Regions from separate parts of the Mus musculus genome. Here region 1 is linked to region 2. A link is a contact called in ENCODE POLR2A ChIA-PET data. All regions are on one chromosome and are shown on one strand. The core of a region is the stretch at or near the end of the contact, and the rest is flanking DNA. Distances in the headings are between cores, read along the strand shown. Region 1 holds the start of Slc2a4 (solute carrier family 2 (facilitated glucose transporter), member 4). Region 2 holds the start of 2810408A11Rik (RIKEN cDNA 2810408A11 gene).

What was found. ChIA-PET counts read pairs that join two places held with the same protein, here RNA polymerase II (POLR2A).
Region 1: POLR2A ChIA-PET joins it to region 2 with 14 read pairs in embryonic stem cell. The contact joins the promoter of Slc2a4 here to the promoter of 2810408A11Rik in region 2. POLR2A ChIA-PET finds 5 or more read pairs at or near these places in 3 of 5 experiments (Patski and embryonic stem cell).

What each region holds. Positions count from the first base shown.
Region 1 is chr11:69,946,145-69,949,671 of GRCm38, forward strand. It overlaps Slc2a4 (solute carrier family 2 (facilitated glucose transporter), member 4), which reads right to left and starts at 2,046. Exons shown (of 11, transcript NM_009204.2): 1 at 1,805-2,046; 2 at 424-540; 3 at 142-314; 4 at 1-49. The coding sequence starts at 1,837.
Region 2 is chr11:69,898,709-69,902,568 of GRCm38, forward strand. It overlaps 2810408A11Rik (RIKEN cDNA 2810408A11 gene), which reads right to left and starts at 2,206. Exons shown (of 9, transcript NM_001382461.1): 1 at 1,595-2,206; 2 at 998-1,102; 3 at 809-880; 4 at 491-579; 5 at 139-384. The coding sequence starts at 2,043. It overlaps Neurl4 (neuralized E3 ubiquitin protein ligase 4), which reads left to right and starts at 3,108. Exons shown (of 29, transcript NM_001013414.3): 1 at 3,108-3,477. The coding sequence starts at 3,190.

The DNA.
Region 1 (3,527 bases), core at 796-3,295, 47 kb after region 2:
GGCGCCCCCCAACACGGCCAAGACATTGTTGGCCAGCATAGCCCTTTTCCTGGCAGGCACACAGAGAGGAGGGCTGGTCACGACACCCATGCTGTGGCCCTCCGTCCTACTCCTCCCCTCCTCTGCCCTCCAGCTCCATACCTTCCCAACCATTGAGAAATGATGCCAATGAGAAAGGAAGAGATCATGCCACCCACAGAGAAGATGGCCACGGAGAGAGCCCAGAGCGTAGTGAGGGTGCCTTGTGGGATGGAATCCGGTCCCCCAGGACCTTGCCTACCCAGCCACGTTGCATTGTAGCTCTGTTCAATCACCTGGTTGCGAGGGAGGGGGGGGAATATGGGAGTAACTCTAGAGACCTTTCTCTTTCCACTGCCTGATATACCCCGCCCACCACACCCCAACAGCTGGTAGGTCACTCACCTTCTGTGGGGCATTGATAACCCCAATGTTATAGCCAAACTGAAGGGAGCCAAGCACAGCTGAGAATACAGCTAGGACCAGTGTTCCAGTCACTCGCTGCCGAGGGGGTTCCCCATCCTGGACAGACAGAAACAAAGGAAGGTATGTCATGTAGAGTCATGTTTGACTTCCTTCAGGGGCCCAGGCCTAGCTGCAGCATGAAGATTCTGGGCTCCATCCAACATACTGGATGAGAGAAAGTGGGCCATATTAGGAATTGTACAAAGATCTCACTGTAAACAGAACGCCACAGGAACCTGGGCATGTAGGAAAAAACCGATCTCTGTGTCCACACCACAGGCAAAAGTTTGAGGATCTGGACCTCAAAATTCCCCTGTGACCTTGAGACAGACTCAAGACTTGTGTGACCTTGGGTAAGTCACTTCCCCACTCTAAACTGAACCTGGATTTCCTCTTCTGTCAGGTGATATTGCCTCCCTCGGCTACCTGTCAGTCTGTGAAAACACTTGAAAAATCAAAATCAACTATAACAGTATCCCAGACAGTGCCTGTTTTATAAACTAATATAAATAATGTTTTAACATCACCTCTAGCCCTTGTCTCTTCCTTCTGGAAGTTCTCTCAGCTTGCTCCAGTAGGCCGTAAACAGGCCCAAGAATGGCTAGTCCAGAAAGGGCGTCTGGGTCATTGCTTTGGGGTAGCCTTTTAGGTCTAGGCCTAGCCAACCCTCAGCTCCTAAACTGGGACCAAGTACTCGGGGATGTGAGGGGGGATTTTAGCAGGGAGAGAGAGCCATGCCCAGGGGAAGAGGAGGGATGGTAGTGAGTGGTGTGAGGGGCGGTGGCAGTGGTGGCTACTGCTGGCGGCACAGTCTGTCTCCAAGAGGAAACCTGAGCTGGGGGGGGGGGCTGACACTCCCCTCTGCCCCTCCACCCACCGCAAGGCCGAGAGAAAGTTCAGCCTCCTGGAAGACAGCCAGCAGTGGGGGTGGGGCCCCCGAAGTGCTCGGGTCCTAGAAACACCGTAAATCTGAACAGCTCCGGGAAGGGAAGGCGAGACTCTGGATCTACCATTCCAAATAGAGTCGTGGGCAGAGTGTCACCCCATGCAGTGCACAGTAGGCTAGGAGACAAGTTCTGGATTCCCGAGAATCCAGTCTCTCAGCCTGGGCGCGTAAAGAGTCTCTCGGACCCACTCTGTCTCTTGGCGGGATTGGAATTTGACAGTCACGGGTTGTCTAGGCTGAATATAAATAGCCAGCCCCCCATCTCCAACCCCTGCGCCTGCGCAAGAACCGCCTCCTAGCTGACCCCAACCCCAAACTCAGCCCAAGAAAAACTGGACCAGATTTCCCAATTCGCCCCGGTATGCTGAACCTTACGTCAGAGCCGATCTGCTGGAAACCCGACGGCATCTTGTTTTAAAAGAAGAAAAGACTCAGGCGCTGCAATAAGAAAAAAATGAATAGGGTATAGGGTCCGGGCCTGGCCGGCACGAGACCCCGGCGTTCGGAAGCCGTGTGCAAAGGGCGGGTCTGGTGGGACTCACTGCCACAACCCACGGAACCGGAGAGCACCAAGGCTCTCCGGGATCTAGTGAGACCCGCTTGAGGGGGAAAGATGCGGAGAGCTGAAGCCACCTCCCCACTCCCGCCCCGCCATAGGACACGCCCTTCACAACACCCATTGGCCAGGAGCCCGCACACCCCAAAAGGCCACGCCCCCACCCCTAGCCCTAGTGCTGGCTGGGGAGACACGCCCCTAAGGTTCCCGCCTGCTTCTGAGTTTTCAAAGTAGGGTCCTTGGAACAAAAGGCTCTTCCCGCCATCCAAAATCTTGGACTGCGAAATTTCTGAAAGAATTGAGTGCAGCTGGTCCCCCTGAAAGGTCGAAGAGGAGGGTATGGGCTACATGTACTTGCCAGGGTACGGGGTAACTCCAGCAGGATGACATAGAGCCCGCGTGTGTGTGTGTGTGTGTGTGTGTGTATGTGTGTATGCCCCGAAGTAACCCGGAGTGGCTATTTTTAGTTCCCACGTTAGGCTCCGCCAAATGTCAGGTCCCGGGTGTCCCAGCCTGTCCCAGGCGGGGGAGGGCAAAGGAGATGGAGCCTTAAAGGGTCCGCGACACGCTTCCCACGAGGAGATGATCCAAGGGACCAATAACTTCCGTTCCTAGTGTATCTGGAGACCATGCCTGATCGTCCTTTCTTTCCACGCATCTCTGGGCGGCGCGCTGCCTACTGGCCCATCCCCTCCACATAGTCTCTACACTGGTTCTTGGAGGGGACCCAAGGGACAGGTGCTCACGCCAGTCACACCACCCTCCCTGAAGTCCCTGAGCCTCCAGGCATGTGCTGGCCGCGTGGGCGACAAGCTTTCCAGAGTCAGCTACTGTTTTGGGTCTACAGCTGAGAGGGCACGACCTAAGCACGTCCAGGGAGAGAGCTGGCGAAGAATGTGGAGAGAGAGCTCAATTCAGAAAAAGGCCCAAGAGAAGTGCAAGGCTTCTGGCGCCACCTAGAGGGAGAGCGAGGAACCTTAGTGGATTGCACCAGGGTAGCTAACTTCTGGGGTGGCTCTCTTCTATTAACCCTTCCCCTGAGAGCTCAATAACCTACAACCCAGCCCTCTATGGAACGCCAGACCTGAGTCTAGCTGCCGCCAGAATGGTACCGTTTATATGACGAACACGTACAAGTATGGACCTCCTTCAAGTTCCTTTTCCCAAGGAGCTAACCAGTCACTTTCATGGTGTCTTCTCAATGTTGGTGTTTTGACTTCTCTTGCACATTGGTTTTCTTCATCCGTACCACTACCACTTTATTCTGGACTATCCTGTCATGACTGCTTTTCTTGCTTCTCCTCTTCCCTGAAGAGGAGGGTGGAGGGGCAAGAAAGATGGCTCAGCAGATAAAAGCATTGACTGCTCTTCCAGAATCAGGTTTGATTCCCAGCACACATGTGGAAGCTACAACCATCTGTAACTTCAGTTCCAGGGGCTCCAACACCCTTTTCTGGCTTCCACTGGCCCCAGGTACACATGTGGTACACAGACATATATGCAGGCAAAATGCCCATTCACATAAAAAATAATAATTAGGGG
Region 2 (3,860 bases), core at 956-3,455:
AATCAGAATACAGCAGAGATGTGAGGAGCAGAGAGCCAAAGAGAACAGATTTGAAAACATGTAAATTTCAAGGAGATCTGGGCTCTGGAAGAGTCTCTTGTCTCCACTCTGCAGCCCCAGGAGGCCCCTGTCACTAACCGTTGGTGCTTAAGACATGGCTATCAGTCATCAGGACAGTGTCATTTTTGACTCCTGTGGCCAGTCTTCCTGCCCAGCCTTTCTCCACAGGCCTAGGCTTCAGGTCTGTCGCCACAGCTTGATTACTGCTGCTGATGCTGGCACTAGCCCCAATGCTCTCTTCCTCAGTGGGCAGGTTTTTTGGGGACTTTAGGAACTTCCCTTCACTGTAGTGTATCTTTCGGTGCTTGTCAAAATCACTGGAGTCTGTGGGCCAGCGTGAAAGCTTAGCTTTCCCCCAAGGTCTTCACAGAAGGGCTGCCCCCCACCCAAGCTCCCCTGTCCATCGAGACCCACCCCACGTCTCACATACATGTCTTGGCAAAGTTGTCTGTGTCCTTTGAGTTTTTGTTGTCTCCGTACTGGAGGACCTTGGGGAGGAAATTGTCCATTGTGGCAAACCTGAAGGGGAGGGAGACTAGTTGGGGGTACAGAAGGGAAAAAAAATGATGGTGGGGGTAGGTGTTGGGTGGGGACCAAGCTGCTGATTGCCTAGATCAGCTTTGGTTAGGCCTGAGGAGGTAGGTAGTACCTACCATTTTAGGGTTTGAGGAACAAAGCTATCTGAGACTGCCTTCAAAGGTATGAGGGCAGAGGGCACAGCTCAACTAATCTCTGAGAGGGCTCTCACCTCTCTGCCACTGACTGAGGAGTCACCTTGAGAGAAGATTCTGCAGATGGGTCCTCATCGGTGTCCTGCAGCCTGCAGAGGAGGAGGAGGAGGAGGAGGAGGCAGTGTTTGTGCCCCGAGGCTTCTCTGCCTCTTCCTCATAGCCACATGTTAGAATACAGTTTAGGCTCAAAAGCTAGGGCTTAGCACCTGTGGTAGGGGGTTCTGGGCTCATCCGCCTTCATAAAGCCATAGTCTTTGTCAGCAGGGTGGTAGGTAGCCAAGATGTTCATTTCATCCCAGCGCTGAGACTTCCTAAGGTGAGGGAAGGAGCAAAGGAGGAAGCTCTTCTGGCGACCCTCTCCTAACAGAGAGGTCTCCTTCATTCTTCCCGGCATTCAAAAAATTCTTCTTATATTCCCTCGTAGAGGCTAGGATGGGAGCCAGATACCCAGTGATAATCAGTGCTGTGTGGCCAGGATTCCTGTGACACCTGCTGCCCTCTCCAAGTCATGGAACTTCAGATTTCCAACCTATTTGACCTCACCACCTCTCCCTAACCAGGGCCTTGGGACTCTGTTTTTTTCTTGGCTTCAGCTCAAGGTGTCCTGAACTCCTCCCTCCCTCCCGTCTCAGGGCTGCTGGCTAAAAGCTGAGTTGCTGCTATTTAAGCTCTCACCTTTCTTACTCTCTAGCCCTCCTTCCCTCGCTCTTTCCCCCTGCCTTTCTACAATAAAGCTCTAAAACCATTAAAAAAAAAAAAAACAAAAAAACAAAAAAAAAAAAAAAACCAGCTGAGTTGCTTACTTCTCCGAACCGGGGGGTTTCTTTATCAAAATGGAGCTGCTGTTTTTTAGGATGCTCCGAGGCCGCTCCGTGAAAGATGTCCCGGAGTGTGTACTACTCTCCGAGCTGTACACTTTAGCCTCCTCCGGCCCGGGGGTGGACGCCTTAGTTGCACCAGTTCCAGTGCCAGGGGATGTGCTGGACCCAAGGCTTGCAACCTCCTGAAGTTGCGGAGCGGGTCCTGAATTGAGGGTCACTGCCCCTTCAGAGGGCTGAATTGGACCAGGACTGCGGACTACAGGGTTCCCGGAATGCAAGAGGGAGCCAGGACCGCGAAGCAAGGCTACTCCGGGGGGTAATCCGGTGTCTGTTTGCATACCTCTGGCACTGCCAGGTACTGCCCTAGAAACCCCCCCAGGGGATTCTGCACTGAGGCCACTAACAGGTGCGAGAGACTCCGGCTTCTCCATAGCTCAACTTGGTAACCACTTCAATTCCACTGCCTACCCTTCTAGCTGCACATAGCCCTGCCCGTTGGCCCTGCCCCCATCGCGGCGGGCGGTGGGCGCTGGGGGCTCCGGGTCAGACCGGACCTCCTCTGCCTCTTCTCCCTGGCGCTGAGGCAGGTGAAAGGTCGACTATCAGACTTCAGCCTGGGAGTTCCTCCGCACACCCTTCCCTTATTGTTACACCCCAAGACTTTCTTTGTCTCTGTAATTTGTTCCCGCCCTTCTCCATCACCGCCCTTCTCCGAATCAACCAATCACAGTCAAGGGGCCTGGCCAGCGGTGAGGAGCCTTGTGATGTCACAGCCCCGCAACACCAGGGAGAGCCTGAGTAGGGCTGGGTTCTGTTAATAGCTCTCAGGTAACCTCTCAGAGGTGTCCGCTCTGTCCCTTGAGATTACCCAACGGGACACCGCTAGGATTTTTATTAGTAACTTTTAAGATTTAAGAGTTTCATTGGCACAGAGCTCAAGTTGGCCTTGAAATGTGTGCGGGTAGGAGAGGTGTGATGCAAAGTCTGTGGGGCCGGAGCGGGGTGAGGTGCGAGACTGGGTCAAGGAGAGGTGTGATGCGTGATCGGATTGCGACATTTCCGGCCTCGGCACTGTGAAGGGCTGAGACTTGGATTTATAAAACTACTTTTTCTCTGTCCCGAAGATAGCGTTTACTTCCATCGCCTTAAAGCGTGCGGTGTTAGGGGAAGCCACCAGCCCTTGCGTTAAGGCGAATGCTCTAATATGTCGCTTTTCCCTAACAAGGGTTGGGTCCAAGGCGCCGGGCGACGTCGCAAAGTGTATCTGGGCGCCAGCACGCCTTCGTCGCAAAGACGCCTGCGGCGGGCGATTCTGCCATCCACTGTCGCAAAAGCAGCCCAAATCTTCCCGGCTCTCGTAGCCTCTGTCGTCCCGCTGGGCCGTAAAGCAGTCCCCCGACCCCGTCGTCCTTCCGTTCCCCTCGTGAGAGACCTCGGTTCCTTAGCTGCGGACGCTTCAGTGCCGTAAAGCACACCAGGCCCCAGCCCCCCGGCCGTATTCCCCCAGGGCGTCTGGCCGCCGCGGTTGCCACGGTGCCGCCAAGCGCGGCTGTCGCGCGGCCGCGGTATCAGCGGCGATGGCGGCGGGGTCGGGTGGGAGTGGGGGCTCTGGGGCGGGCCCCGGGCCAGGACCGGGGCCCGGCGGGGGTGGGGGCCCTGGCAGCAGCGGACCAGGCCTGGGGTCCGGCGGGGGTCTCGGCGGTGGCGGGGAGCTGCACCCGCGCACCGGGCGCTTGGTCAGCCTGTCGGCCTGCGGGCGCACGGCGCGGCGGCAGCAGCCGGGCCAAGAGTTTAACCACGGGCTGGTGCTGAGCCGAGAACCCTTGCGCGATGGACGCGTCTTCACCGTCCGCATCGACCGCAAGGTGCAAAGCCGGGGCAGCTGAAACGAGGTGTGGAGGGGAGTGGGAGGGGACGGGAGGGAGAAGCGGTAGGACTGCCAGAAGGTCTGCATCTCCAACCGAGCCTCCAGGTACCGATAGCGAGCCGGCACACTGTAGTGCACCGGGGAAGAGAAAGGAGAAGGACACGGAGCAGACACATTCATTCTGAAGGAGCATTCGTTTCCCGCAGGACAGGGAGCCAGGGTCCGGTGGTTAGAATGGCTAGTGAACACGTCTAGCACAATCTCTTAGGGATGGAAGACTGACAGGTGCCCGAGATGGAAGAGTAGAGAAATAATAAAAAGCGCAAACTGTTGACAAACGTCCCAAACCAGAAAGATAGATGAGGAGACATGCGAAAAAGG